6 separate regions of the Mus musculus genome follow, and regions 1, 2, 3, 4 and 5 are each linked to region 6. The links are chromatin loops, found by intact Hi-C in ENCODE. Cell type or tissue: left cerebral cortex. All regions are shown on one strand. Region 1 overlaps Vamp1 (vesicle-associated membrane protein 1). Region 2 holds the start of Iffo1 (intermediate filament family orphan 1). Region 3 holds the start of Ncapd2 (non-SMC condensin I complex, subunit D2). Region 4 overlaps Ing4 (inhibitor of growth family, member 4). Region 5 holds the start of Gapdh (glyceraldehyde-3-phosphate dehydrogenase). Region 6 overlaps 4930417O13Rik (RIKEN cDNA 4930417O13 gene).

Region 1 (5,000 bases), 52 kb after region 6:
CATAAACTGTGAGACTGGGTTAGGAAAGAGACAGAGGTAATGACAGACACGATGGAAGCCCCACATCATCCCATGGCAAACAAAGAGGAGATGTGGGAAGCTTGGCTTCAACTGACTGCAAAGTCCCAGGGTTAGCTGCATATTTGCTCATGCACATGGGTGGTGGGAGGGAGAGAAGACTGCAGAGACACAGAAGGGGGTTCAGGGTGAGGTGAGATAGAAAGTAGAAGGACTAACACCCCCAGAAGAACGAATGCCAACTACACCTAAGCCTTAGATGGACAGAAACCCAGGAAATAATTCCCGTGCTGGGGCTGGGTGGGCCAACAGGGAACATACGCTCCAGGCTTGGGACACACCAAGGACAGTGTTGCTTCTTCTCCAGAGATGGCTCCCTGCACTAGGCAAAGGGAAGCCCAGAGCAGAGTGGAGACCTTCGGGGGACATTGGGAGGCTACACTGACTGCTTTCTTCCAGCTCTTCAGCCCTGCCCTGAGGCAGCACGAAGGGAAGGTGGAAAATGGGCCAAGGGAAAGGAAGGATCGATGGCTCTGCAGAACGAAAGGCTGCTGCGTGGGAAGTGGACCCCCGGCCTAGCACGGCCCTGCCTCCTCCAGTTTGTGGACCAGAGCACAGAAGGAATAGAGGTCTGAGAACATTGCCCTCCTCTTCCCACCCTGCCCTCCACCCGCCGGGCACCTGGCTTTGTCCCATGCGGGATCCTATCATGACACTAGAAGAAGCCCCCGAGACAGACTGTGCAGCTCCTATCCTCGGCTCCAACAAACACAGCATGCAAAGGGAGTGAAAGACAGGAGGCAATGCAGAATGGATGGGCACAGCGGCTGCAGGGAGAACTAACGGAAGAGTGGCAGGCAGCTGCGGATGCGAGGCCCATGCCGCACAGCAGCGCAACGGCACACCAACACAGCCTGGACCCTCCTATCCAAAACTGAGCTGCGGGATCAGTGGACTTCTCTAACTCTGGAAAGGCCCTCCTGCCTCCCCCCGTGTTACATACAGGGTAGTGTGGAGGAAAGTGTTCTGTGGCAGCCTGGGAGTCTTGCCATGCAGCTCTCATTTCTCGTGATCAACAACAAGGGAGGGACAGGCCTTTCATTAGTGAGATGGCAAGAAGCACACTCCTGAAAGCTTGTTATTTTCCAAGCCCCTGATTCCCTGAAATTATTTGGTGCCTTCATGAATAACATCAAATGCTTCAGGTGACATGAAGAGAAGCATGTGGGATGGCTTCTAGGAGAAGGTAAGAGTGTCCTGGTGTTTTTACAACCAGAAAGTACGCCTTTCCTAGGCCTACAGAGAACAAAGCGAGCGAAAGGCTGTAAAGTTCCCCACAGACACAGAAAATCCTGTACTGACATGTAAAGAGTAGCTACAAAATACAAGTCTGACTTTTTCTAAAAGGGATTTGAAGTTGGTCTTTAAACAGACCTCTGGGACCAAAGGCAGGCCTGGTATGGGAGAAAAGTTTCAAATAAGGACAACAGTTCCCAACTAATATATACATATACATGTGCATGTACATATACATGTGCATATACACATGCACTGGCAGCAAGCTACTACTTCCCAACTATTCTTGCTCCCCTCCTGCCAAAGGCCAGCCTTTCTTGGAGACACCATGGACACAAATACCCTTCTCCTCCCCTCAGCTATGCTAACTTCTCAGACACTTCACCTCTGCCATTCCCGGCCCCCTCCTTCCCTTTGGCCACAACTCTTTTAAGCTCCAGGCACACGATAAATGGGTAAGGAGGAGGTGCCAGCCGTTGTCTTCGGGTAGTGACTTCAGGACTGGACCACGAGCAGCATTTCTAGTTTTGAGGAAGGGTGCAAATGAACGCAACAGTAAAGGAAGGGTCATGGAGAAGCCTGGGCCAGGATGGAGAACGGAGGATGGAGGAGTTTGTTGAGAAAGCAAACAGAGGGGAAGAGACATGAGCTTGGGTGGCAATGGAGAACAGGGAAGGGATGGCACATTCTCAAGTAAAAAAGTAGACTGGACACAGGAACCAGCAAGTCCCAGACGGAGAAGGAAAAAAGAGACAGGAGAGAACAAGAGGGCAAGTTACAGCACATCACCAGACATTCAGGTCTCTCAGTAACAGGCACCCCAGCCCCAAGGTCTCCCTTGGACCCAAGCTAGTGGCAAACAGCTCAACCCACCTCCTCAGCAGAAGGGGCAATCTCCCACAATCCTTTGCAGGGGGGCGGCTTGTCCATCAAGGAATGTCCTTGTTTTTGCCCTTCCTCCCTCCCAAACCAGACGACGATCCCCCAGTAGCCGTCTCCATACCTCTGCAGAGCGGCCCCACTCCCCAGGCAGGCAGGCAGGCAGGCAGGCAGGGCTGGGAGAAGTCTCCAGGACCTTCCCACCTCTTCACCCCATCAGCGACCTCAGCGATACTTACTTACAATCACTACCACGATGATGGCACAGATAGCTCCCAGCATGATCATCATCTGAGGAGACAGATGGGGACAGAGCATGAGCCCTTGCACTCAGAGATGGGACCACCCACAGGCCTCTGCCTCTTGTACGGTCACAACCTCAGGAGCATAGGACCTGCAGCCTCATGTTGTTTACTTCCTGTTGCCTGTTTGTTTTTTTCTCTTGGAATTCCAATGGATGGGCAAACTTTGTGAAGTACCTGCTCAGGCTACAGAAGTTGTGGATGTTTAAATACATATACTGAGCCAGTGTATGGCTGCTGGGTGTCTGAGGAAAGAGCCAGGTGAGACTTTCTGCAGAAGATACTAAATGAGAAAGAGCTACCTCACTAGTCTAAATTCTGAGTTCCTCTACCTAGGGCTTTCTTAGTGGTTCTGTTACTCTAGCCTACCCTGGTGGCCAACACAGGTACTACATATCAAGGAGGCTTCCAGATTTCAGAGGAAAGAAAATGAGAAGTTAATGGCTCTCTTGCCTCCTGAGAGGGGAGCGAGGCAGGAAAAGCTGGAGGGGGCAGGGAATCTCACCTTGCAGTTTTTCCACCAGTACTTCCTTTTTAGCTTGGCAGCACTGCTCTCAAATTGTGATGCTCCGGCCTGCAAGGCGTCAGCCCGGTCATCCAGCTCTGACAACTTCTGGTCCCTCTCCAAGACCTTGTCCACATTCACACGCATGATGTCCACCACCTAAGGAGATTGCAGAAATAAAGACGCTGAGATTTCCCCCCTAGAGACCGAGAAAATGAATAATGCCTGGGAGATCACAAGCCAAGGCCTTTGGATCCATGGCACGCTTTGCCCCACCCCACCCCCTGAGCCTCTCCCCTATAAAAAAGAGGAAGATGGGTAAACCGATCCTTGACTTAGACACTCTCACGGAGGGTGCCAGGCGCCTACCTCCTCCACTTGTGCCTGGGTCTGCTGTAACCGCCTGTTACTGGTCATGTTGGGAGGAGGACCAGGAGGACCCCCACCAGGGGCAGCTCCTTCTGTCCCTTCAGCAGGCGGTTGAGCTGGAGCAGACCTGTGGAGAGAGGCAAACAGTACACAACGTAACTGAGACAAGAAAAGAATCCTATGCATCCTCACCTCACACCACCAAAGCAAATGCTGATTGAAAACGGAAGGCATTTTAGCTCCTCAGCCACCCCCAAGTACTGAGAGGCAAACTCAGACACATCCTCTGGCACAATGGCCATAGGGACAAATATGCCAGCCTTGACCTAGATGGAATTTGCCTGGCCACTACAAGCTCCTCACATGAAATAAGATGGGACAACCCAATCCAGGGGAAGAGAAATTTGTAGAAAACATTAAATCGTAAGGCCACGTGAATCTGAAGTGTGAATATGAAAGGGGCAAGTCGACGGTCCTGCTTGGGGCAGGGTCTGGTTCCCGGTTGGGCTTCACACTGTAGTTGGAACATCACGGCTGCTGCAAAGACAGTTTGGAGAATCACCAAAAGCAAAGTCTGTATAGGTGGAGTGAATCCAAGCCGGTTGTTCTGTTCTTGGCAGAGAAGCCAGGAGTTTCATTTAAAATGAATCTGAGACCTAAAACAATTATACTAGTCGTTCCGAAAAGCACAGACCAGAAATAAAAATGCTAGAAACAGTCCTCAGTGTACACACAGCAGACACTCTGTCCATTCATCTTCAGACTGGGCGATGTCTCAGGATAGTTACCCAGTCCCGTGTCAGATAAGGAAGCTTGAACTACACTGCTGTGAGTTCAAGTCTCTCCACCAGCACCGCTGAGGGCAAAGCGTTCCCACGGCCTTAGAAGGGAATAATCCAGAGTGGGTTTGGTTTGGTTTGGTTTGTGTTTCGGGTGTTTTGTTTTGAGATGAGGTCTCACGAAGCCCTGGGTGTCCTGGAACTCTCTATGTAGACCAGGCTAGCCTGAAATACAGATCTATCTGCCTCTGCCTCCCCATCTGCTGGGGTTAAAGCAACGGTGGGGCCTGAAGATGAACTCCTCTCTGACAGTCACCAGCTAACGAGTTCCCAGAGTTAAACCCACAGAAGCAAGGTAAAGAGAGAAAGCTAAAATTTGATGGGGAATAGAAATTTCTTAAGTGCTAAAAAAAAAAAAAATCTTTGCTAGAAAAGTCCAAGAATAAGTACAGTAAAGGTTAAGCCACCAGAAAGTTGCTAAAAAAAAAGTAAATTCCTTGATTAATTACAACAGAACCAAGATGCAGAATCTCTTTTTCCATAACTAAGGGAAATGTTCTAGACACGATGTAATAACCCCAACCGCTTCTCGGCCTTTTGGCTAAGATCAAGATGTAGAAGCCCCTCAGAAAGACTCTATTAGCAGATTACACCAGCTTCTTCCACTTAAAGGGCCGCTTTCCCATTTCCTTCCTAAACATAGAGGAATCTGCAAAGCCATGGGAGCCACAGGATCTGCACTGCTACTGAGCTAGCTAAGCAATCTAGTTCTAGACCAGAGGGAGGGATTTCAATGAGTTGGTAGCAGCTAGTGTTGGAAGGTGTCCAGGATGGTGGCACCAATGACAAGAT
Region 2 (5,000 bases), 130 kb after region 6:
CCCTCACACCCTCTTATCCTGTTTCCTGCCAGCCCTGCACTCCCCCTCGCCTGCTTCTCCCTCTGTTCCAGCAGTGACAGAGTCTGATAACCTCACGTTACACGTTTTCTTACATGAGACCTTTGTCTTTGCTAGGCTCTGGTTTCTTCCTCTACAAGTATGGGATGTGGCATCCTGTGTGCCTAGAGTCTGTGAGTCTCTAGAGGAAAAGCCCATAGGATAGACAAGAGGTTACGACCCTGGCCAAGACGCGTCAGGGATGAACTTGATAAATCCCAGTGAAACACGAGCAAGTTTAAGGCAAGATGATGCTTAATGAGATGGCTCATACAGGGAAAGAAATCTGAATTATCTAGATGCCCGCAGTGGTCTCCAGCCAGGTACCGATGGGTGCAGTGTGGCCTGCATTCAAATCTCAGTTTGTTTGTTTTTTTTGCAAGGTTCCCATAACTTGGGTAGAATCTGGGCAAATTTCATAATTACTACATTTACCAAAGGCTTCGCCTGCAAATAAATCCTATATTTGAGTTGAAGGGAAAGAGCAAGGAGCATCCTTATTACTGGAAAAACTGAGCCCCAAGAAAAATATCACCCAGGCAAAGGAGCTAAAGACAGGAGCTAGGGGGTGGCGGGGCCTCCATCCCGCCCAGTTTAATAATCAAGCTCTGCATGCCATCCAGGCTAACGGAGTGGGGTGTGGGGGCACGGTGTGAGGAGCTCAGAAGGAGGGAGGGGGCACTGGGGTGGAAGGGCGAGTGTCGTGTACCATGCAATCCTAGCCGCGGGCCCTCTGCACGACCCTGTGCTGCAGTGATGAGCTAACCAGTCCCCAAGGATAACTCTTTGCTGCCCAAGACAGCTGCACCAAGGACAAACAGTCTCTGTTTTAAAAGATGGCTTGGAGAGGAGCAGCTGTTCCTAGGACTAGAGCAGAACTCCAGAACTGTCCATGCTCCACTGGCTGTTAAGCCCTTCAGGGGAGAAGGCAGGTGCGGGCAGGCCCTGGGCGGTGCCTAGAGGCTGGGATAACTAAAAACCCAAAGACATGGGCCACAGTCATGGAAGCCAGGGTGAGGATTGAACTTCAGGAAGCCTGCTGATGCATGCGATCTGGGGGATGCTAAGAGATCACCAACCCTTGAAGGTCACCCAGAGCCTACAAAGTGTTTCCAGGGCCTCCAAATAGTCCTCACACACGGCTATAACCAGATAGCGATCCCTGCCACCTTGGCCTGCACACACAGACCAGGCTATCCCCCAAAGGGTCACATTAGGTAAGACACTGGAGCCTCCAAATCTGGGCTTCCCCTCTGACCGCCACCAACTTCCTCCTCAACCAGGGCCTGGTCAGCCTTGAGAAAACTCTCTCTGCCTGTGGCCCTGTCCTGTTGCCTGGTTACCAGCCATCCAGGGAGTCCTCCTGGTAAACAGCCAGCACTCCAATGTGACATCCCTTCCTCTTAACTCTTATGTTAACCTGCTGGGGACAGGGTTCCTCTCAGAAAGCCAAACCTTCACCCTCAGAACACACAGTGCTGGTCCTGAGATAGCCGATCTGTATCTCTGTAGGGCGTGCCCATGTCCCAACTTTTTTTTTTTACTTGGTTCTGGTTGGAGATTCTTCTGATAGAGCGCCCCCACCAGCTTTATGACAGCCATCCCTTCTCCTTGTCCTAGGAGACCCCATACCCTTTCTCTCTTTTCCTGTGTGTTTTGACTGTTCCAAGCAATATCTTTAGCTTCCGGAGTCCTTGAGCCTCTTGTATGGAACCAGGGTGAGACCTGGCTTCTGGGGACATGCCTTAGAGGAGGCCCTGGGCAGGCACAGTCGCCCTTCACTACCTCCTTCCAACTTCACTTAATTTGCCTCCAGAATTAAAGCCGCATCCTTCACCCCATATGTGGAGTTTATGTCCTGAAATTGCCCCCAAGGTCTGAAGCTGGCCCGACAACCAAGACCCACAGATGCAGAGCTCTCTCGGATGTCTCCCTTTCATACCACACAACACCCCACAGTTAGCAGAGTCACGCAGACACTGCAGCCTGCATAAGACAGGGAGACATGCCAGAAGAAAGCATCAGTTCCCAGTGTTCTAGAAGGCTTCGAGCCACCAGTCTGACTTGAGAACTGTCTGTGGATTCTGGGGTCCCTGCAACCAAATCTTTCCCTGCTCCTCACTTTTCATCATCACAGGAAGTTCAACTCTTGTTAACACGATTCTTGCCCTCCGCCCCCCACCCCCCGCCCCCCACTTCTCCGTTCTAGGAACCCTCACTAACTAACTCCCTGCCCCTGTCGTGTCTGTGTGGGGCATGTCTTGAACCCTGTCCCTACCTTCGCTTGTACTCGTCCCGCTCCCGCTTCACTTTGGCCAGCACGTTGTACAGGGCACGGATCTCAGGGGTGATGGTGTCGATCTGGACGCCCACCCCGTCAGGGTGTACCCACGACAGGCCAGGCCCTTGCACCAGCGTGGGTTCCAGTCCTGGTCCAAGCCGGCGGGCGTGAGAGAAGGACCAGATGGTGCCAGGCATGAAGCGGGTCGACGAGGAGAAGGCAGTGGATGTGGAAGTGGAGGATGATGTGTGGCAGGCGGCAGAGGATGCTAAGGGTCCAGCTGGCGAGCGGGAGGGCGAGCCCAGCACCCGCGCTGATGGGGGGCACACGGCGGCCGGCCGGGAGCTCAGGGGCAGCCCCAGGGGCCGGATCGGGCTGATGAAGCCGGTCTGTACCGCCTGGTCACGGCGGGCCAGGCCCCGCCTGCCCTGCTTACCCTCCTCTAGAGCCTGCTGCAGCTGTTTCTCCAGCAGCCGATTTCGGCGCTCTAGCTCGTGCACCTTGGCTAGGAAGCAGCGAAACCGGAGGTTCAGGGTCTTCAGTACGTTGATGTTGGAGCCTAGGTCGTTGCGGAGAGCCATGGCTGCGGGGGGCGCCGGACCAGGCCCCGGAGGCGAATAGGCAGAGGGGCCGGCCGAGGCAAGCGGAGCCGAGGCTAAGTCCCCTCCCCCGGCAAAGTGGTCACCTCCCAGAGGGTCCCCCAGCGGCCCGGCCAAGCCTTGCTGCTCCTGCTGTAGGAGGAAGAGGTTGGGACCAAATAACGGATTCATGGCTGCGCCTTCTGCCGGGAGAAGGAGACCAGTGCAGCAGAGGGTGAGGAGAAGAGCCAATGAGATGCTTGTGGGATACGAGTGACCAATCAGATAGCCCGGCAGGAGGGCAAAGGTCATAAGGGAGGGAGCAGAGGGGGCCAATGAAAGGCCCTCATTAGGGCATCAGCGCTGAACCTTTCCCGGGTCTGAGGCCCCATGAGTGGGGTCAACCCCGGCAGGAGCCAGACTAGCCCTTCCCGGGGAGCCACAGCCTAAGATTCTGACTGTAGGCACAGGACCTCTGGCTCTTTAGAGACAGTCTTCCCTACTGCCCTCTCTTCTACCTGGTACCCTGGGTCGGACTCCTTTACTTTTTCCCATGAAGACTAAGAAATGGAGGGAGAAATTTACCATTTGAATAGTCATTTGAATAGTGCACAACTGTCTCTCCCCAGAGAAACCCAGGCCCACTTTCCTACAAACCGCCAGTACCCAGTCCCCTCAAAAAACACAACAGCAACTAGGAGTGGTAATATGTATATTAAATTTCATATGTATGCACAGGGGGAGGCCAGCCTTGCATCAGGATCTAAAAGTTCCAACCCAGAGACAATGTCAAGTTTCCAAGTCCATTTAAGACAACAGAGGCTGGCTGTTGCCCTTTGTCATTGATTTCCTCCTTTTTGCTGGTGGGGGCCTGGTGGAACTGTGGGGAGACACAAAGGGGGCTGAGGGTCCCTTGGAAACAGCATCTTCTTTCAGGGGAGCAGCTCCATTAGCAGGCTGCTGTGCTAACTGCTGCTTTCCTTTCTGTTTCTTTTTGGCTTCCCCAAGGGATGGAGCACAGTCCTTAGGCCTTGGGGCAGCACGGATTTCAGAGGGAGTCGGCACAGGAGGTGTTCTCGAGTCCTCAACCCTGGAAGGGGCGCTCGGCTTTGGGACAGCAGCCTCCTTAGAGGGCTTCCACTTAGGTCCCCGCTGCTTCAGCTTCTCAGACCTCTTTCGTTTGCTGTTCACGTCAGCATTCCCAGCAGACTGACTGGGCCTGGTAGACACTTGGGCATCTGGGACAGAAGGTTCAGTGGACAAGCCTGGCCCTTTGGCGATGCCGTTCAACTTCTGGAAGGGCTTCTTGGAATGTGGCTGTCTCAGCAACTGCTGCTTTGCCTTCACAGCCCCACGGGCTTTCTTGGTGGGCTGACTACCGTTCTCAGACTTTGGGGTGACCTGATCCTTCAGGTCAGGCTCTGTAGGGGTAGCTGCTGCCGAGTTTCCTGAGGTAAAAATTAAACAGATGGCTTGATCATTAAGAAACAAGGCAGGCAGATTTCTGAGTGAGGCCAGCCTGGTCTACAAAGTGAGGTCCGGGACAGCCAGGGCTATACAGAGAAACCCTGTCTCAAAAAACAAACAAACAAAAACCAAGGCAGTTGCCAGGCAGTGGTGGTGGCACAGCCTTTAATCCCAGCAATTAGGAGGTAGGGCCAGATGGATCCGAGTTCCAGGCCAGCCTTGTCAACAGAGCCAGTCCCAGGAGAGCCAGGACTACATAGAAAAACCCGGTCTTCAAACACCAAAATCCAGGCTGGTGAGATGGCTCAGTGGGTAAGAGTACCTGACTGCTCTTCTGAAGGTCCGAAGTTCAAATCCCAGCAACCACATGGTGGCTCACAACCATCTGTAATGAGATTTGACTCCCTCTTCTGGAGTGTCTGAAGACAGCTACAGTGTATTTACATATAATAATAATAATAATAATAAAAAACCTGGCAAAAAAACAAAAAAAAACCCACCAAAATCCAAAGAAACAATAACGAAGGCCCACACCTTAGGATAGTGCCCAAAAACTGACTACTCACACTAGTTCATGGTTTTTACTGAAACTATTTGCCCCACACGTTTTAAGGGAT
Region 3 (5,000 bases), 80 kb after region 6:
TGCTCTCAAGTGTTTTACCTCTGAACACCTCTCTCATAGCCCTGATGCTCAAACCTGTATTAAAATATCTTTCTTTTTAAAAAAAGATTTATTTAATGTATGTGAGTACACTGTAGCTGTACAGATGGTTGTGAGGCTTCATGTGGTTGTTGGGAATTGAATTTAGGACCTCTGCTGCCTCAGTTGACCTTGCTCTCTCTGGTCAACTCCACTTGCTCTGGTCCAATGATCAAAGACTTTTTTATTATTAAAAATAAGTACACTGTGACTGACTTCAGATGCACCAGAAGAGGGCGTCAGATCTCATTATGGGTGGTTGTGAGCCACCATGTGGCTGCTGGGATTTGAACTCAGGACCTTCAGAAGAGCAGTCAGTGCCATCTCACCAGCCCTAAAATATCTTTCTTAAATGACATTTTTTTCCCCTAAAAAAAAAAAAAAAGCAAACAGGGTAGCACACACAGGGGTAATACTGGGTGTGATCTTTAACACTTCATAAAACTGGGCATGACTCAAGGTCAGCCTCCACAAAACTGCCCTATTCAAGAGGATGGGAAATGCTGTGGTACTCAGACAAGTTCCCTAACTTATAACTGATAAGAGCAGTACAAAGTGTAATTTCACTTTCCTAGTTCATTTTGGGGTGGCAGAGTCTTTAGAAATAGCAGCTACACTTCCAAGGGCCTGGGCGGCTAGTGGCAGAGTTCCCTAGAATGAGCAAGTCCCTGGGTTTCAGCTCCAAGATTACAAAAAAATAAGATAAAATAAATAAAAATAAATTCTTTAAAAACTTACACGAGGTGCCAGTGTCAGAAAGTGCCAGCAATAAATGATTGTTATAAAGGCCACAAGCATAACTGGGCTGTAAGTAATAGTAACAAAAGATCATGTGACTTAGGAACGAGGCAGACGTCAGAGTGCATGAGTAAATGTAGCACTGGGCATATCAGATTCCAAAGGAGCCCCATTTTTTTATTACATCGAGCACACAAAGCTCTCTCCTTGCTGGGATAAGTCCTGTTCCCCTTCTCCAGGGTGACACATTTCCCGTCCTATCTGTACTTCCCATGTCGGTTAAAGTGTTTGTAGAGATAGCTGATCCGTTTGTTAAGGTTATGCAGGTCCTCAATGAACATCCTGTTTCCCACAAATTTCTTCTTTCGGACACAACGCTGCAATTCATTTCCTCTCCAGCCTCGAAGCCATACTGGGCCCTTGATCAGTTCTTTTGGGTGCTTCTCGAAATTCCCTGTAACGTGACAGAATATATACTAGTTTCAAGAGAAGAGAAGTCAGCCTAGCCCAACTAGGCCTTCAACACAGTTTCATCTCCCTGATCAGAACTACTGACAGACAAGGCACACACCAGTCTAGTACAAGGGACAGAGTCTTTGTAACACTTGCTCTTCCAAAGGATTCCCCAGCACTCTCAACTGAAGGTTCACGACTGCCTGAAAGGGAAGTTCTAGGAAGTCACCCTGAACCTGCAGGCATTGCTTGAGCAGTACACGGTACACATTCAGAAAACACAAAAATCTTATTTAAAAAAGAAGAAAGAAAGAAAGGAGTAAAGACTTTGCAGCCAGAAATGTCTGGGTTCAAATACTGACACTCCCATTTACTCGCTTTGGCCCTCAGACCTGCCCACTACTGTGTTAGTGAGACTGAGTCCCGCACTCCTCACTATTCTCCGCATCTCAGACTGGTCTTGCCTGGCTTCATCTCCCGTGTAACAGGTTTGTGCCCCCAGGCTTGCCCCGGGCACATTACTATTCTCTCCACAAATAAAACCGAAAGAGTCAAGAGAGCATACTAATCCTTCAGAAACCAGGAATCGCGTCCTACCCAGGATTCCAATGTTGTCGTAGACGCCAAACAGAGCCCTCTTCTCGTTCCAGCGATCAACCACTTTGGGAGGTGGAAGAGTGAGCCTTACGAAGGCCAACCGTGGGACGCCTAGGGAAGGACAGAAGCATGAATCAGCACTGCCCAGTGACAAGCCGTTAGCCGGCCGTCCTACTACACTTAAGCCACTTACCCAGAGAGAAGCTTCGGCATGCCGAGGGCACCCAGCCCCACAGTCTCCTACTTGCCGCCCAAGGGACACTCCCTGCCATTACTCTAGCCTGTCCGCCTCAGTAGGGGCAGCAAACCAGCCGGAAAAATGGGGAGCGGGTGTGAATTCCAAAGCCAAGACACAGATTACAGTCCCAGGCGGGACTCACACGGTAGTGACAGTAAGAGGAGCCATTTTGGGCCTTACCCAGGTAGCTTAGGGAGTCATCCCAAGGTGGCTCGCACAGCCACAAGCCCCGCCCTCCAAGTTCCGGCCTGTGAGGCGCGTCCAGTCAAATACTTCCGGTTTAGCCCCTGGAAGAATGGAACCGCTGCGGTGTTTGTTGTCGCAGGAAAGGACGCCCCCAAACCGAAATTCCGTTAAAATAAGCTCTCTCCTGTCCCTTGCGCGTCCTCAACTGTGAGGGAAGTGGAGGACGGGAGCCTGGCGCTACGGCAAGCTGAGTTTTGCTGGGGCAGTATATTCCCGGAGTGTACAGGGCCGGGCGCCACATGGTTAAAAGCTGGACTGCTTTAGGCGGCCCGCGGAGAGACAACGGGTGACCATGCTTAGCCGACTACGGTAGAGATGCCGGGAAAGCGCAGACTCGGGGCCACGCCCCTCGCCCGCTTGCCCCGCCCCCGGGGCTGTGATTGGTTGGCTTCTCCAGCCTCTGTCGCGATTGGCCTCCTGGCAGCCGTTGAGGTTTGAACAGGGAATTGCGGGCTCCGCGAGCGCGACGCCTGGCGCTGAGGCGGGTCTCCGTCTCAGCCTGCCGCGGATTGGCCGGTTCCTCCGCTAGCTTGAAAACCATCTCGTTGTTTGGCGCGTATCCTGCCCTATTGTTTTCTTCCTTCCTTTTCAGCAGGGGGCTCTCCGGTTGAAGAAGCGGCGGGTGAGGGGTGTCGCGGGGTCCAGGTGAGATGTGGCAGTGCGAAAGGTTGGGAAGGGAAAGGTTGAGAAAAAGCAGGTCCAGGACGTGACGCAGCCTTTGCCGGAGTGCGGTCGGGAGCGACGGTCTGGTAGGGATGCCCTTGAGATCCAGTATGGCTGTGTGTCTGACAGATCAGAATCTGAATGTGTGGTGTGGGCAAAATCGCATAGCCTTACTACCCAATGTGTAAATTTGGTTGTTTCGTTCTGCACCCCATGAGACTGAAATCAGGCACAGGATAAGTAGAAGTTAATGTCCTTCCATTCCATTGATTGGGCTGGAACCCCAATGCTCAGTAAAATATTTCTTAAGGATTTTTTTCACTTTAAAATGGAAGCAATAAGTCTGTATGTATACACTGATTGTCACTTAATAGTTCATTAGTATTGTCTTGTGTTGTTGTGTTGTTGTTGTTGTTGTTGTTGTTGTTGTTGAGATGTACTCCTTGCAGCCTCACTGCAGTCCTGGCTGACATCAAACTCAGCAGTCCTCCTGCCTCAGCCTTCTAATGTTGCCTTTATACACATGTTCCACCACCCCTGGCTATTGACTAGTTTTTATCCCTTGATTCTTTTGATCCCCAGAGCAACACCATTTTACAGAGACCATGAGACTCAATGACTTAGTGTCAGAATAATAAGAATTATGCTCACTTGATCTATTTGTGTTGATTTTTAAAAAACTAATAGTGATATATTATTTTAAAATATCATACAGTTAATATATTTGGAGTTATTTAAAATTTATACCGAGAAAAACATATGTATTTTCAGTATTGCTGTAGACAAACATCTGCATAAGACTGTTCAATTGATTGTTGTGTTATATCACACAACTTTTATAATACTCATTGTTATTGTTACAATATTATATGTATATATATTTTTGTTTGTTTGTTTTGTTTTTTTTTGAGTTAGGGTTTCTCTGTATAGCCCTGGCTGTCCTGGAACTGCCTCTGCCTCCCGAGTGCTGGGATTAAAGGCGTGTGCTACCACGCCCAGCTTATTTTATAAATTTTAAAGAATATGATAAAAAACAAAAGGTATTGCAGGTTTTGAAAGGGGGGACTCTCTGGGAGGAGTTGGGGTACAAAAGGGAAAGAAGAATGTGATGTAAGTCTATTTACTCAAAATATGTAACAAATTCAGGTAAATTGAAATTATGTATCTTTTCTCATCAGAATGCAATAAAACTTAAAGGAAAAAATTATTCTCCTCTAGAGTTGCTTTTATATTGAGGGTGAGGGTTTGCAGGGGAGGGTGTTTTATGACAAGATCTCTTGCAGCCCACACCACGTAGCCGAGACTAGCCTTGAACTCCATCCTACTGATTCCCGTGGACTTGGGACATAGATATAAGCATGTGTTACTTTGTGCGGCTCTGATCTTATATTTTATAAGACGATTCATATAGCTGTTATAAGACTGAAAAACATTTGAAAAAATATATATTTTATTTATATTGAACTGAACCTGGGGTAGACTCAGTAGAAATGTTCTTGTCACATAATCAAAAGATGACACACTGGTAGATTTACACCATGCCTTTTTTTTTTTTGCTGTTTGGTTTCTAGGTGAACCAGGGGGAGAAAGATGTCTCCCCACAACTTTGAATTCCACTTGCCCTTATCTCCAGAGGAGCTGCTGAAAAGTGGAGGTGTGAATCAGTACGTTGTCCGGGAGGTGCTGCCCGTCAAGCACCTCTCATCCCAGCTTAGAGGTGAGAGACTCCATGCAATGATGTTATCCTTTCTGTTCTACAGCCCCGGGACACTCCATCTGGGCCAGGGAGGTCTTTCCTAGTCCCTGCCTTTAGTTGTTTGTTGTCCCATAGTTGGTTGGTTGGTTGGTTTATTTGTATCACCACATGGAATTCATGGCATAAAATGTCCTGGGCCATTTTTGAGAAAAAGGTGGTTTTTGTTTTTTTTTCGAGACAGGGTTTCTCTGTGTAGCCCTGGCTGGCCTGGAACTCACTCTGTAGACCAGGCTGGCCTCGAACTCAGAAATC
Region 4 (5,000 bases), 230 kb after region 6:
GGGAGAAAATACCTGTTTGTATCTATTTTGTATTTAGAAGAAATCAAGCTAATACTATCACCGCACACACATATAAAGCAAATACATGATTTATTGGAATTGGGTTAAAGGTGTTTCACGGAGAGGAGATTCGTAATTACAAAATTCTGAGTCCCCCGATGCAAGGCACTCCTCCAGGTGGAGAAGCTGTGGACACCACAGGACAGGACCATTTTGGGTTTTATGTCTTGTCCTATTTCTGGCAAGCCATCTTCCTGCCTCTCATCCAATCCAGAGGATGCGAAAAGAATGCTTACCACATATACTTAAACAGTCTCTACAATAAACACAGCAGGCTAGCATGGATAGCTTTTATTTACCTACCCCAACTCCTTTTACATGTGAGTAACCTGCGGTCTACCTTGCCCCTCTCCCATTCAGAGTCAGCATAAATCCCCGGGCCATAGAGGTTGGAGTAACCACTTAACTAGGCCACTGCCCAAATGACCTAGAAGACCCCTCCCCATGGAGAACAGGAAGAGTGCAGAGAAGGCAGTCTGTCCTGCCTAGCTCCCAATGGGGGAAGGAGGAGTGAGGGGACTGGGAAAGTGCCCCACTCCACTGCCCCAGTCCTTAAGTCAAAGCAAGGGGAATGAAGAGGACCCTCCCTCTGAAATACAGCACCAACCTCACCAAGGAGGCAAAAGGACAGTGAGTGAGATTACTTCCCTCTGGGAGAGGCGGGAGGAGAGCACATACCGTCACTGGCTGCAGCACCCTCCCTACTGGGGTTTGGATGCAGCCTCAGCACCGAGTGGGGAGGAGGGAGAGGGATGACGGTACCGCACTGTCCACATCTCCCTGGGCCCCCCGTCCCCAGCACAGGCCTTCCACTCTGTCCACTAGCCCAGGTCAGGGGGATGCAGAAGTCTGTAATGGAATCCAGGGAAACCTATTTCTTCTTCCGTTCTTGGGAGCAGCGTGGGCAAAACCTAAAACCCAACATGAAGGAGAGAAGAGTGAGGTGAGCTGAAAGTGAGAGAAGCCTGTGTGCTCTCTCACACTGGGCGTTGGGACATGGGACGGCCTGCCAGCTCCTGCCACACTTCAGCTGTCACTCACCATTTCCCTCGAGGTTTGGTTGTCAGCCCCACACAGGCGAAGTGGAACCACTCGATGGAACACTGGAGAAGGCAGATGGATCACAGACATCAGGGAGGGACTGGAGCAGGGTGGAGGGAGGGCCACCAGCGGCTCCTGAGAGGTAGGGGCCCTCTACTCCAGTTTAGAAACTTCAAGTCTCAGCAACCCAGTCCAACCACCATCCCATTCTGCATCCTTCTCTTCACCCGAGTCACCTCCTCCTCTTACTCATGCCCCTCAGAGCTCCTCCCCCAACCCCGAGGAAACGGTTCTCACATCCGGGTTGTCACAGCCAATCATCTCTCCATAGGAGACCTGGTGACAAAGGCAATATGTGGGTTCGTTGGGATCCACAGGCATATCCAACACATCAGAGGGGTGGACACTGCCAAAGGTCACTGAGGGCATCCCATACTCAGGACTTCTGTATGCCAAGAGGAAGACAAATGTCATCCGCAGGAAGGGAAGCTACAACCTGCGCTCTGAGGTGGTAGAAGATCGTGGTGAGGCAAGTGATGTGTGGCTTCCTCTCCGTCCAGCAGACACCACAGTGACAGAGTTACTGGCACAGAAGACAGGGAAAGTGGCACGAGGCTGGCTGGGAGGCGGGCGTCCTCTGGTATACTCACGTGCGCACAAGTTTTAACTTCTTCTGGGCAGCCTTGGGGGCTTCTTCATCTGAGTTTTTCCCTTTGGAACGGGCTCTGGCAGCTTTTTTCTCCTTTTGGGTCCGGCCTTCTAGGAAGAAAGGGTAAGCCGGGAGGCAGAGACAAAAAGATGGGTTAAGTTCTCTTTGCTCCTGGTCCAGGCAGTGCCGCTCCCTCCTAGCTGGAGTTGGCCTCTTCTCCCTCTGACTCCTTGCCCGCATCTCACAGCCCCGCCCCTCCTCACTCTTTTTGCCTTTGCTAGAAGAGCTGTCATAGTCACTGGACTCGATCTGTTTCTCCTTCAGATCAGCCTCAAAACGGGCCAGGTCTGTGTCCAGCCGCCGAATGTGTTTGTCTACCTGTGAGGGAAGGAAGGGAAGAGGTCCAAGCCTGGCTCCGATCAAGGAAAACAGCTAAGACCCAACACAGCTGAAGGAGGGGGTCTAAGACCCTGAGAATTAGCTGAGAGCTAGGTGGGAAACCATGAACAGGGCCATACCATCTCATAGGTCTGCATGGCCAGCTGCACCTTGTCGTCACCAAATTCCTTGCACTTGCCATAGGCCTCCTGGATCTGTCTGAGAAGGGCCAGCTTCTCCTCGGAGCTCAGGCTGCGGGCGCTACTCATATATTCAGTGGCCAACTTGTCAATTTCAGCCTTCAGGTCTACAACAGAGACAGGCCTGGGTCACAGCGGCCCCTGGTGGCTAGATGAAACATACTTCTTCCTCTTGTTCCTTGGACCTTTTCCATTGGCCATCAAAACCTTCCAAGTGAACTGTACTGAACTATGCCTTGTATTCAGGAAATGCAAATACTCATTTGGGCTTTTTTTTTGGTTTGTTTTGAGACAGTGTCAGTATGTAGCTTAGCCTGGTCTTGAACTTGGAATATCCTCCTGTCTTAGATTTCCTAACACTGGGATCATAAGCGTGGGCCTGGCTGAGACTGTCTTAAAGTCCCTTCAGGGTACAGAAAACATGGCTGCCGAGTTGGGAGTTGAGACTACTACAGAGTCATTGTGGGGTTCTCTGCAAAGCAGGTTGTCCTGAAGTACATTCCTGATGACATTTCAGGATGCTTCTTTGCAGGGCTTGCTTGCTGCTTGCCTCGTGAGTGGGGTTCCAAAGACCATCTTCTTTCTGAGCAGCATCTCCAAACGGCCCTGCCCTGCCTCCTGCAAACCAGGCTGTCACTCACTGGTGCTCTGGCTCCAGGTCTCTCTCTCTCTTTGAGTCTTGCCCAGGTTGGCCTTGAACTTAGGATGCTCCCGCCTACGCAGCCAGAGTGCGGGGTCTGACATTTTAACATTACGTCTTAATTACTTCAAGGAAAGCGGTGTCTGCATCCTTCCCATCCACCCTACTTTTCTCTTTCCATTTTCCGAGTACCAAGTCTCTGTAGCTCAAGATGTCTTAGAACTTACTATATAGTCCAGGCTGACCTCAAACAGAAGCTAATCCTCCTGCCTCAGCCCCCTGAAAGCTGAGATTCCATGTGTGTGCCACCACATCCAGCTTGCTCATCACTTGTAACTTGCTTACCATTCTTGTCATTTTTTTTGTTTGTTTGTTCATCTTAGATATCGCTCAAAACACCTTAATAGTAGAGGGCTGGTGAAGACCCGGAATACTGACTAGAAGATCTCTACCCCCTAGCATTATGTAGGGCTCATAAAAATGACAATGGAAGGAGATGAAAGACTAACCCAGTGCAGCACCAGGCAGTGGGAACATGCTATGCCCATACCTCACTGCATTCCAGGCCTTTAGAAGTGAGAAAAATATACAATTCTGTAATTTCCAGCTGGTCTCTATACACAGAATCAAGAGTTAGAACAACATTGAAAAGAAATCCAGCCGATTCTAACTGTCTCGCAGACAGCTGTCAGAGGCAGATGTCCAGAGTGTTAGGTGATACCCATGAAGACACTTAGCCAGAGCAACTTAAGACATGGCTTCATGGACTGGTGAGATGGCTCAGTGGGTAAGAGCACCCGACTGCTCTTCCAAAGGTCCGGAGTTCAAATCCCAGCAACCACATGGTGGCTCACAACCATCTGTAACGAGATCTGACGCCCTCTTCTGGTGTGTCTGAAGACAGCTACAGTGTACTTACATCCAATAAATAAATAAATCTTTAAAAAAAAAAAAAAAAAAAAAAAAAGACATGGCTTCACAGCCTAGCTTGCTAGGTCTTTGAACATGGCTACCTAGGATGGAACATAAGACATATCTATCCTTCAGTGGGTATGAGGACACCTTCAAAATGAACCTTACCTCCGGAGCAGAGCAGCCTGAGCTCTGCAGTGAAGCGCTCCTCAGGCGCCAGAGGGCAGGCACCTCAGGAGAGCCAACTCAGCCCCGAGTACAAGGACTGAAAAATCCAGCTGATTCTAACCGCCTATGAGTTATGACATCCAATGTGTCTATGAGTTGAGGAATACAGTAGAGCACTTCTGATGTTACCTGATGCATTTTGTTTTATTCCTTTCCCTTTTGTTGTTATTGGTTACTTTTATTTCTTTAGTTTTTTGGGGAAAAGGTCTCATGTAGCCAAGGCAGACCTCAAACTCTGGGTATGTGCCAGATGTACAAGGATGACCTCAGATTTTTTTCCCCCCAACAGGGTCCCACCATATAGCCCTTGCTGGCCTGAAACTCAATATGTACAACAGGCTGGCCTCGAACTCACCAAGATCTACCTGCCTATGCTACCATGCCCTGCCCTTTCTTTGTAATAGCTTCTTGGCAAAGTTGCCAGCAGCCATCCATGCAGGCGTATGTAGCCTCAAGTGCTGTGGATTTGGTGATAGCAAACACTGCAATGAGGCATACCTTGCGTTCACGCAAAAGCAAAAAACAAAACCAGGAGCAACGTCTAGGCTTCGTATCTTCTAGTCTTGAGGAAAGAGGTACAAAAACTGTAACACCCCTGAACCTTGTTTATTTTGTGCATAGTTTGTATGTGTGTGGATGAACGTGTACAATGGCCCACAGGTTGTGGTCACAGGACCAACTTCTGGGAGGTTCTCTCCTTCTACTGTGTGGGTCCTGGGGATCAAACTCAGGGCATCAGGCCTGGTAGCAAACACCTTTACCCACTGAACTGTTTCGCCAGCTCAGCATCACTGAATTCTTGAGGTATTATCTCAATCCTTCATTTGATATGGAAAAGTAGAAAAGGATGGCCATTATCTTCTTTTAAGGAGTCCATGAAAGTCAAGGTGGA
Region 5 (5,000 bases), 110 kb after region 6:
CCCAAGCCCTTAATCTGCTGAGTCACTTGGAGCAGGAGGCACAACTGCTGTTTCTGCTGCCATGACAACAGCACAGTGCTGCTGAAGTGCTCCCTACCTCTTGGTGAGGGGACAGTAATGATAGATGACAGGCGTGAGGCAAAAGGGAAGGTGCACCTCTGAAACACTAGGTTAGGGCTGGGCTATGGAAGGGCTCTTTGGGTAGGAAAAGGGTTAACGCTGTGCATAGAGCCTCGGTAGGAAGGCAGAAAAGGGACTCTGAATCTGCCATGCCTCTCCTCCCCACCACTGCGCTGGGGCCACTCCCACCCTTCCCACCCTGTTCATCTGGCCTGCTCCCCGCTCATGGGAAGCCTGGGCACGGGCCACACAGCTGTCAGTCTAACACAGCCTTGGCTCTGGGGCCCCAAGGAGGTAGGGCAATCTGGAAGGGCAAGGAGCCAAGACTAGATTTGGGGTGCAGCCCAGCGTGCTCCCTGCCTTTTAAGCAAAGGTTATCACCAGGCCAGCTAAACTTAGCAATAGGCTCTTGAGCTAGATGAGCAGGGGGCTGGTTTCATGTTGCACTGGCCTAGCAAAGAGGCGCCAGAGTCCCCCTGCCCTGCACCTGCTACAGTGCTCCCAAGCCCTTCCACCCTTCCCAGCCTCCCTACCCTTCGGAGTGAAGAATCCCGGTCTCGAAAAGACAAAATAAAACCAAAGAATGCCTTTTCTCCCTTCCACTTGTGGCAAGAGGCTAGGGGCTTCCCTGTCCTGGCTCAGGGGTATAATATTTCCTCTCCTGTGTTCTCCCCTCACTGATCTCACCCTGTGTCCACGAGGGCAGCCAAAAAAGGAGAGTCCCTGGCTCCAGGGCCAGTCAGCACGTCCCTGGATGGGGAGGGACTTCCGCCCTCACGTCCCAACTCTCCACCCTGGGGCTACAGTGGGTGAAAGGGGCAGTGTCTCCTAGCCTGGGCGGGGCAGCTCTCAGGTTCCGAGGAGGGATACTATAGGAGGCCTCTGAGCCTCCTCCAATTCAACCCTTAAGAGGGATGCTGCCCTTACCCCGGGGTCCCAGCTTAGGTTCATCAGGTAAACTCAGGAGAGTGTTTGTAAGTCTCAATTATCAGGTTTCCAGGCTGCAGGGCATCCTGACCTATGGCGTAGCAATCTCCTTTTCAAGCGTCTTCCTGGCCACCCCCTTGCCCTCACAGCGCGGTACACAAGCCAGGCCTCTGGCCAAAGACAGAAGCCAGGAGGGGGGGGGGGGCAGATAGGGAAATGGGGCTCCTGAGGGCTCCCGCGGGAGGAAAAGTGCCCCCACCCTGGCATTTTCTTCCACTCTTTTTTTTTTCGGGGGGGGGGGTTGCTGTGTCACTACCGAAGAACAACGAGGAGAAGATCCTCAACTTTTCCGCAGCCTTTTCAATAATGGGGAGAGGTTCGATGATGCAGTGGCAGGGAGACCCACACTTCTCCATTTCCCCTGTTCTCCCATTTTACTCGGGAAGCAGCATTCAGGTCTCTGGGTCCTGGATGTCCTTGGTGCACACTCCAAGGACTCCTCGTCCTTAAGTTCATAGTCTGTATTCCCTGAGTCCTATCCTGGGAACCATCACCCGGTCACCTCCTGAGCGGGGCAATCTCAGCTCCCCTCCCCCTATCAGTTCGGAGCCCACACGCTTGGTGCGTGCACATTTCAAAAATGAGGCGGGTCCAAAGAGAGGGAGGAGGGGAAATGAGAGAGGCCCAGCTACTCGCGGCTTTACGGGTGCACGTAGCTCAGGCCTCTGCGCCCTTGAGCTAGGACTGGATAAGCAGGGCGGGAGGCGGGGCGCGCGTCATCAGCTCCCCCCCACCATCCGGGTTCCTATAAATACGGACTGCAGCCCTCCCTGGTGCTCTCTGCTCCTCCCTGTTCCAGAGACGGCCGCATCTTCTTGTGCAGTGCCAGGTGAAAATCGCGGAGTGGGCCGCAGGAGGCCGGGGACAGTCGGAAACTGGGAAGGGGAGTGGGCACTGTACGGGTCTAGGGATGCTGGTGCGAAGTGTGCAAGCCGGACCCAGGCTCCGCATTGCAGGGGGGGGATGATGGAGGACGTGATGGGGCGCACGGCGGGAATGGAGGCGGGGTGGGGGAGGGGACTGCCTGGTGTCCTTCGGGCCACGCTAATCTCATTTTCTTCTCCTGCAGCCTCGTCCCGTAGACAAAATGGTGAAGGTCGGTGTGAACGGGTGAGTTCCAGGGCGGGGCCCTGCTCCGTTGCCTACGCAGGTCTTGCTGACCCGGGGGCTCTGCAGTACTGTGGGGAGGTGGATGAGGTGGCCGAAGCGCCCAAGGAGACCTCAAGGTCAGCGCTCGGACCTGGCGATGGCTCGCACTTGCGGCCCCCAGCTGCTGCACCTCTGGTAACTCCGCCTTTGCGGGGATGAGCGGCCCGGAGTCTTAAGTATTAGGAACAACCCCACGCGCCCGTTCAGACCCATCCCGTAATCCCCAGTCCGGGGCTTCTTTCTTTACTTTCGCGCCCTGAGGAGTCACGTGCCAGGAGGGAAGCCCCTCCCCCATCTCCCCCTTCCTCGGGGTCGGTGGCATGGCGTTGTGAGGTGCATACCTTTGCGCATCATCTCCCAGGCTTGGGCTTCCTTTAGGGTAACTGGCCGCCGCCATGTTGCAAACGGGAAGGAAATGAATGAACCGCCGTTATGAAATCTTGCTTAGGCCTTCCTTCTTCCTAGCTTGTGACTAACCTCATTCCTCTCGGCTGGGTGGAGTGTCCTTTATCCTGTAGGCCAGGTGATGCAAGGCTTCCGTGCTCTCGAGAGAGTTCTACCTCACAATCTGTCTCACCTTATTAGCCTTAAAAGCCCTTGAGCCTTATTGTCCTCGGGCATAATGCGTATTCTAGATTATTCTCTGAAAATCAAAGCGGACTTACAGAGGTCCGCTTGACCTCCCAACCCCAGAGGTAGTTATGGCGTAGTGCAGAGCCGTGGGATGGGGAGCTGAGTCATGGTGGTTCTGAAAAGAAATTTTCCACCACAAAATGGCTCCTGTAGTAGCAGCCCCTTCCATCCCCTGCACTTCCCATCACAGCCTCGCACTGACCCAGGCCCTATAGGCCAGGATGTAAAGGTCATTAAGAGGATTGGGTGTCCCTGCGCCTCAGAATCCTGCCCTTCTCCCCGTTCCATCCTCCAGAAACCAGATCTCTCCACTCCGCCCTGATCTGAGGTTAAATTTAGCCGTGTGACCTTTCTGGATCTGGGGTCTGAGCGGGCTCTCCACCCTGCTCCCCCTACACACATCTGTTGCTCCGGCTCTCATTTTTGCCCGAGAAGAACAGGTGTTTCGCGAACGAGCCCTGGGATTAGGGTTGGAAACCCCCCACATGTTTTCTCAGTCTTTCCCCTTAGTTCGAGGGACTTGGAGGACACAGGTGGGCCCGCCCTGTGCTGCTCACGCTGACCTTTAGCCTTGCCCTTTGAGCTTGCTGATGAATGAGTTCACAGGTCTGCCCTGTCCAGGGGGTGTAGCCTGAAGTCCAGCCATGCTGGAACAAACTTCCCAGGGCATGAGTGATGGGGGTGATGTGCCAAGCTTGTACCCAGACTGGGGCAAACTGCCACTTCTTAAGAGACTTAGAATGACTTGGAGGAGGTTTGCTGGGCAAGCAATCACCTCTTGGACAGGAAAGAAACCTCCACTTTATAACCGTGCTATAAAAGCCCTGCCAGGCCTCGGCTGCTCAAAGAATATAAAATTAGATCTCTTTGGACTTTCTAGGGTGGGAACAGTCTATATTTGGGTTGTACATCCAAGCATTCAACTAGCTTTATTAAAGGGAATTCTGAACAAAACATGAACTTCCTGATGCATACATTTCTAATGTACTGTGTCTGCATAAAGGCTTGTACCTTTGTTGTGGTACGTGCATAGCTGATGGCTGCAGGTTCTCCACACCTATGGTGCAACAGTATTCCACTCTGAAGAACATGAGATAGCCTGGGGCTCACTACAGACCCATGAGGAGTTCTGATCTCAGCTCCCCTGTTTCTTGTCTTTCAGATTTGGCCGTATTGGGCGCCTGGTCACCAGGGCTGCCATTTGCAGTGGCAAAGTGGAGATTGTTGCCATCAACGACCCCTTCATTGACCTCAACTACATGGTCTACATGTTCCAGTATGACTCCACTCACGGCAAATTCAACGGCACAGTCAAGGCCGAGAATGGGAAGCTTGTCATCAACGGGAAGCCCATCACCATCTTCCAGGAGCGAGACCCCACTAACATCAAATGGGGTGAGGCCGGTGCTGAGTATGTCGTGGAGTCTACTGGTGTCTTCACCACCATGGAGAAGGCCGGGGTAAGTGGCCGGAAAGCTGAAGGTGACGGGCACCCTTGATATGGTGCAACCTGAAAACCAAGAACTGAGTCTGAAATCAACTTCTTTCCCTTAAACAGGCCCACTTGAAGGGTGGAGCCAAAAGGGTCATCATCTCCGCCCCTTCTGCCGATGCCCCCATGTTTGTGATGGGTGTGAACCACGAGAAATATGACAACTCACTCAAGATTGTCAGCAATGCATCCTGCACCACCAACTGCTTAGCCCCCCTGGCCAAGGTCATCCATGACAACTTTGGCATTGTGGAAGGGCTCATGGTATGTAGGCAGTGGGGAGACAGCTCATGCATTTCTTATCTTACCCTGCCATGAGTGGACCCTTCTTTGTAGGTGTCCCTTTTGGGTAGAGGGGTGCCGTGCAGGACCTCACTCATTGCCCCCGTGTTTTCTAGACCACAGTCCATGCCATCACTGCCACCCAGAAGACTGTGGATGGCCCCTCTGGAAAGCTGTGGCGTGATGGCCGTGGGGCTGCCCAGAACATCATCCCTGCATCCACTGGTGCTGCCAAGGCTGTGGGCAAGGTCATCCCAGAGCTGAACGGGAAGCTCACTGGCATGGCCTTCCGTGTTCCTACCCCCAATGTGTCCGTCGTGGATCTGACGTGCCGCCT
Region 6 (5,000 bases):
AATTATGATGTTGCTGTCATCATTCACTTAGCTAACAATCTTAATTAGGCCAGTCTCCAATATGAATACATTTTAGCCAGCTGGAGAGATGGCTGAGCAGTTGAGAGCACTATTACTCTTACAGAGGACCCAGCTCCAATTCTCAGCATCCACGTGGTGGCTCTCAGGAAGCCATAGCCCCAGTTCCAGGGGACCTGACGCCTTCTTTCAGCCTCCTCTGGCACAGGTGGCACATACATCCATATATGTAATCAAAATATTTAACACACACATACAAAACATTAAGTAATATCTTTTTGAGACAAGGTCTGTCTGAGACAGGTAGCCCTGGCTGTCCTAGAATTCACTGTGTGGACCAGGATGACCTCAAACTCAGAAATCTGCCTGCCTCTTGCTTCCTGAGTGCAGGGTTTAAATATGCCACCATGCCTAGCAACATTAAATAAATCTTTTAAAATGCATTTATATTTATTTTTTTAATTTTTATAAAAATGTATTTATATATTAAAATAATATACAAATATATCATATTTATGTATTGTTATACAGTATATAGAAATATATAGATATTTTTCTGTGTTAGTGAATATAAAAGTAATATAAGGAAATAACAAGATGTCTTTAATTCATTAATACTTGTATTTTTGTACTTTTCCATAAAACATCATGTTTTACTAGAAAGGGATAAATTTAGCATATCCGTCCATCCTAGCTACCTGTCACTTAATAGAACAGGAAAGAGAATTTCAAGGGGTAGCATGCACCATAGTTGGCAGGGTGCTTCTCTAGAGCTCACGAGGTAAACCGAGTGTGGTGGTTGACAGCTGTGATCCCAGAGCTCAGAGGCAGAGACAGAAAGTTCCAGTCCGAGTCCTCCTCAGCTTCCACATACAAACACCAACCCCTCACACACAGGAACCGATGACTAAACCTGAGTGAGTGAATGAATGAATCAATGAATCAATGAATCAATGAATGCTATTTAGCTCTCTGGCTCTTATGTTGCTTTCCTTAAAACAGAGGTAACAGAGTAGGGGCCTCCAACTCTAAAAATCTCCCTTTTGATATTTATTATGTAAGCATTTATTGAGTTCTTGAATAGTACAGTACTTGACCAAAAGGAAATCCCTTTAGTCATTTTTTTTAAATGTTTGTGTTATGTGTATTGGTATCTTGTCTGCATGTCTGTCTGTGTGTGGGTATCAGATTGCCTGGAACGGGGGAGTGGGGAAGGGGGGTGAAAATGCCTGGAGTTACAGACAGTGGTGGGCTGCCACGTGGTTACTGGGAATTGAACCCCAGTCCTCTGGAAAGAGCAGCCAGTGCTCTTAATCACTGAGCCAACTCTCCATCCCAGGAAACCCCTTTCAAGGTGTGTTAAAGGGACAGAGATCAATCTGTTGCTTACGTTTTCTGCTAGAAGCAAGTCAACCTGGCTGGTGAGAATATGTGAAATGCTTCGCTTTGCCTCTGTAAACTGTCACAGGCATTTCAAGCCATCTGAGAGCTATCTAAAATGGAGTTTAAGAGGCTCTGTGTTGCGGGGTGGGTGGGGGGGGGACTTTCATCTCAGTCAGATCCCTCAGACCCGGCACCGTGGAGACATTCTCGACCTTAAGATTATAAAGCACTTGTCTCTGTCTTTCTCGGGTATTTTCATAAAAGGGACCTCACTTTCTCAATACAGGGCCCTCTTTACACATCTCTGTGGGATACTGCTTATCTCATAAGAAGACACACACACACACACACAAAGACACACACACACACACACACACACACACACCTGTCCTTCCTCCCTCTCTAGGGAACCAGTGCGAAACATGTCTGATCTGCCTCAGAGAGCATCAGACACTGAGAAACTGACAGGAGCAGAGACCTAGAACGGGAGATGTCAAACTGTGAGTTTATAGTCGGGTGGTAGTGTCTCATGCCTTTAATCCAGCACTCAGGAGGCAGAGGCAGGCGGATCACTGAGTTCTAGACCAGACTCTGGTCTACAGAGTGAGTTCCAGGACAATCAGGAACCCTGACTTGAAAAACAAAACAAACAAAAACGAAACCAAAAAACATATGGGTTCTGGTCCCCAGAGACCACTAGCTTCCCCAAACCCTAAGCGGCAGTGTTCCGTTGTGTAATTTTCTAAACAAAACCCCAACATCAGTCTTAAGCTGCTCAAAAGGACCCCTGACCTCTGCCTTCCCCCAACAAAAACCCACCCTAAGAACCACGGGCCTAGAGTCTAGGCTAGAAGAGACCGGAAGGAAGATCGAGTAGGGCCCTGGTCAGTTCTTCTGAGCGCATTACAGACAGGTGTCTTTTAGACCAAGGGCTCTGCCCCCATCGGTGGCCTCTCCTCCATGTTAGGGATGTCACCCTCAGACTTTGACCACCCTGCAGACAAAGCTAAGCCCTGAGAGACCTGGTTCAGAGGACTGAACCCAGAGACTCACATTCTTTTCCATTGAGTTACACCCCCAAGCCCTTTGCCTTTCCATTTTAACAACAATGACCTTGAAGACGGTAAGATTCCAGAGAGGGAAGGAGAAACTGAAAACTCAAAACCAATATTCCGCCACAAGAGGGCACCCGAAGCCCAGGCACCAGGGACATGCTCTCTCCTGCTTCCATTCAAATCACGTGGAAGAACAGTGTCTGTAAACCGAGGCTCTGCGCCAAGTGAGGCAGAGCTTGAAGCTCCAGGTTATGCAACTGACCCACGAGGCCCCTGTTCCTCTTAAACAGACTTTGTCACCACAGGCGTCCCTCCTTCCTGGGGAGCATCTCCACCCCGGATGTGTCAGCTCCTGGTTGGCCCTGGGAGAGTGAAACAGACTCAGTCTCCATTCCCAGCGCTAGTCTAGAACTCCCCACAAGTTCTGTCCGTCCCGTCCCCTTCCCCCAGCCCCCCTTCTGCTCAGTCATTAGCGTAATTTCAGCGTTTGGAGTGGTCTTTCAGAAGTTTGCAGGTACCTAAGAGACGCCAACAGATCTAAACTCGTCATGAGTGCGGACTTAGACTTCAGAACTATTAAATGTTGTTGAGTGTAGTTTAAAGCCTTAAGGAGTTCTACGTACCAAATTTTCAAGACTCACTGTGCCGGTTGGGTTTTATCAAGCAGACACAAGCCCAGGCATATATGGGAAGAGGGACTTTTACTTGAGGGGGGGGGGGGGAGTTGGTCTGTGGAGTACTGTCTTGATTAATGACTGATGTGGGGGACCCCAGCTCCCTGAGGCTAGGCCATCCCAGCACACATGGTCTTAAATTGTATAGGAAAGCACTATAAGCAGGCCATAAGGAACTGGTCAGTGAGCATGGTCTCTGCTTCAGTTCCTGCCGCCAGGTTCCTGCTTTGAATTCCTGCCTTGACCTCCCTCTGTGATGGATTTATAGGATAGAAGCTGAAATAAACCCTTTCCTCCCCATATCGAGTTTGGCTGTGGTGCTTTATCACAGCCATAGTCCCTAAGCCACTCACGTACATGAGCCCAAGCCTGGGATTGAGGGCTCACACCTCTGACAAGGAGAGCACCCAGGCTTCCTGCCGAGATAACTGTAGATTACCATCATCCTGTGAAAGTGTCCTTAGTGGGCACAGGTTCTTTATTTAACATTGGGAAAAACTGGATCTCTCTTAGCTTCATACCATCTCAATGAAGATAAGACCATATTTCCTGGAATTTCCTCCTCTTATGATTCTGGGTTAGGGTTAGCCACAAGAGACGTGCAGAACTATTGGGAGGTAGAAAACAGGATGGAACCAGTGGCCACGCTGCTCTGAAGGCGAGTGGCACAGCAGATGCCCGGTTCCTTCTTACTGGCTGACCATGAAGCAAGCACAAGCAAGCCAGACCTGTATCTCTTCCAGGCCCAGTCACATTTCCTTCCCTCAGAAGCTCCTGGGCCACTGAGCGAGTAGTTCCCTGGTAAAGAGGGCTGGGTCCTCCACAGACAACTTACCTTATCAGAGTTGGGGCTGCTGAGGAACAAGTTACAACCGGTTCTTGATTTTCTCCGCTTCACACCCAGCGAGGAGTTCTCCTCCCCTGACCTGCAGTGATCCTCAGACTCAGCACAGATCCAAGCAGAGGTCCCATCCTTCCTGGGACCCTTTGGAGATTACATAAGATCTAAAACAAACTTCAGAAGTGAAACAACTCGTGCTAGACTCCAACCCGAGTTCACTGGAACCACAGGTGTGTTTGTTAAAGTTTTTGCAAAGGTTTTAGAAAGTATTTGACCTGGAGAGCTATAGATTTGCCTGGTCGAACTTTTAAAATGTATAATTTTAAAGATATAATCCTTTCAATTGGCGATTGTGCTGGCTAGTTTTATGTCACCTTGACACAATCCATTGGAAAACAGGATCCCTGGGCTGGTGGTCCTGGGTTCTATAAGGAAGCAGACTGAGCAAGCCATGCTGAGCAAGACGGTAAGCAGCACCCTCCACAGCATCTAAAATTACAGAGTTAAAACAAACAAACACTAATGCATGGATTGGAACACAGGGTCCATCTTTCTGCTGCATCCAAGAAATATGCCTCACATAGGATAAAAGGTAGGAAAAATATTCCACACAAATGGAAGCAAGAAGCAAGCTATTTTAATATCTGACTAATTAGACATCGAGCCACAACTAATTAGAAAAGATAGGAAAGGACCCTACCTAGTCATTAAAAAATAATACACCCAGAGTATATTAAAATTTTAAACATTATGCATCAAAAACGTCATCCAATTAAATACAAGAAACAATGCTATAGCCAAGATAACATTTCACCTTAACATAGTAAGAGTGAATGACATTACCAACTTCTACCATAGGACCTGTTAGCTCAAGGCAAAAACCAAACAGAGAAATACTGAAGTTAAATAACTCCATAACTCAAATGGACTTAACAGACATCTATAGAACATATCACATAAACACTAAAAAATTTACTATTTTCTCAGCATCCAATAGAGGTTTCTTCAAAATTAACCACATCTTAGGAC

What was found. A loop is a pair of places that touch in the nucleus more often than their neighbours do. Peaks named below come from ENCODE experiments on the same cell type or tissue, not always from the same donor. Only the 100,000 strongest peaks of a DNase experiment are listed, where the experiment ranks them.
Region 1: it touches region 6 in a loop (7-fold over the local background); 33 of 42 quality-filtered maps call a loop at or near these places.
Region 2: a loop joins it to region 6, with 4 times the contacts of the local background. A loop is called at or near these places in 21 of 42 quality-filtered maps.
Region 3: a loop joins it to region 6, with 5 times the contacts of the local background. A loop is called at or near these places in 2 of 42 quality-filtered maps.
Region 4: a loop joins it to region 6, with 5 times the contacts of the local background. A loop is called at or near these places in 8 of 42 quality-filtered maps.
Region 5: a loop joins it to region 6, with 8 times the contacts of the local background. A loop is called at or near these places in 25 of 42 quality-filtered maps.

Annotation. Positions count from the first base shown.
Region 1 is chr6:125,217,070-125,222,069 of GRCm38, reverse strand. Vamp1 (vesicle-associated membrane protein 1) reads right to left here. Exons shown (of 5, transcript NM_009496.3): 2 at 3,370-3,496; 3 at 3,001-3,159; 4 at 2,433-2,484; 5 at 1-2,020. The coding sequence ends at 2,004. Among named protein-coding and RNA genes, the nearest start is that of Vamp1, 4.0 kb to the right of the region's middle. In left cerebral cortex, a CTCF peak has its summit at 2,867; DNase peaks (open chromatin) are centred at 2,880 and 3,985; H3K4me3 peaks cover 560 bases.
Region 2 is chr6:125,143,365-125,148,364 of GRCm38, reverse strand. It overlaps Nop2 (NOP2 nucleolar protein), which reads right to left. Exons shown (of 16, transcript NM_138747.2): 16 at 3,612-4,364. The coding sequence ends at 3,724. Iffo1 (intermediate filament family orphan 1) reads right to left here and starts at 3,141. Exons shown (of 9, transcript NM_001302779.1): 1 at 2,336-3,141. The coding sequence starts at 3,108. In left cerebral cortex, CTCF peaks have their summits at 1,653, 2,921 and 3,121; DNase peaks (open chromatin) are centred at 1,405, 2,049, 2,550, 3,163 and 1 more place; H3K4me3 peaks cover 3,525 bases; H3K27ac peaks cover 3,757 bases.
Region 3 is chr6:125,189,472-125,194,471 of GRCm38, reverse strand. It overlaps Ncapd2 (non-SMC condensin I complex, subunit D2), which reads left to right and starts at 2,886. Exons shown (of 32, transcript NM_146171.1): 1 at 2,886-2,974; 2 at 4,564-4,709. The coding sequence starts at 4,583. Mrpl51 (mitochondrial ribosomal protein L51) reads right to left here and starts at 2,272. Exons shown (of 3, transcript NM_025595.3): 1 at 2,039-2,272; 2 at 1,846-1,956; 3 at 80-1,249. The coding sequence starts at 2,117. The coding sequence ends at 1,053. In left cerebral cortex, CTCF peaks have their summits at 304 (motif pointing right) and 2,807; DNase peaks (open chromatin) are centred at 2,329 and 2,737; H3K4me3 peaks cover 2,345 bases; H3K27ac peaks cover 1,850 bases.
Region 4 is chr6:125,044,339-125,049,338 of GRCm38, reverse strand. It overlaps Ing4 (inhibitor of growth family, member 4), which reads right to left. Exons shown (of 8, transcript NM_133345.2): 3 at 2,269-2,435; 4 at 2,014-2,128; 5 at 1,752-1,857; 6 at 1,399-1,546; 7 at 1,102-1,163; 8 at 75-971. The coding sequence ends at 932. All of the region lies in intron 1 of 4930557K07Rik (RIKEN cDNA 4930557K07 gene), which reads left to right. Among named protein-coding and RNA genes, the nearest start is that of 4930557K07Rik, 3.0 kb to the left of the region's middle. In left cerebral cortex, a CTCF peak has its summit at 2,471 (motif pointing left); a DNase peak (open chromatin) is centred at 2,461.
Region 5 is chr6:125,162,488-125,167,487 of GRCm38, reverse strand. It overlaps Gapdh (glyceraldehyde-3-phosphate dehydrogenase), which reads left to right and starts at 1,715. Exons shown (of 7, transcript NM_008084.3): 1 at 1,715-1,936; 2 at 2,177-2,217; 3 at 4,052-4,349; 4 at 4,448-4,645; 5 at 4,780-5,000. The coding sequence starts at 2,195. In left cerebral cortex, no CTCF peak of the experiment used is centred here; DNase peaks (open chromatin) are centred at 1,342, 1,807, 2,555, 3,583 and 2 more places; H3K4me3 peaks cover 4,251 bases; H3K27ac peaks cover 4,024 bases.
Region 6 is chr6:125,269,379-125,274,378 of GRCm38, reverse strand. 4930417O13Rik (RIKEN cDNA 4930417O13 gene) reads right to left here. Exons shown (of 4, transcript NR_015527.1): 3 at 3,966-4,056; 4 at 602-931. Among named protein-coding and RNA genes, the nearest start is that of 4930417O13Rik, 6.4 kb to the right of the region's middle. In left cerebral cortex, a CTCF peak has its summit at 2,579 (motif pointing right); a DNase peak (open chromatin) is centred at 2,635; H3K4me3 peaks cover 301 bases; H3K27ac peaks cover 426 bases.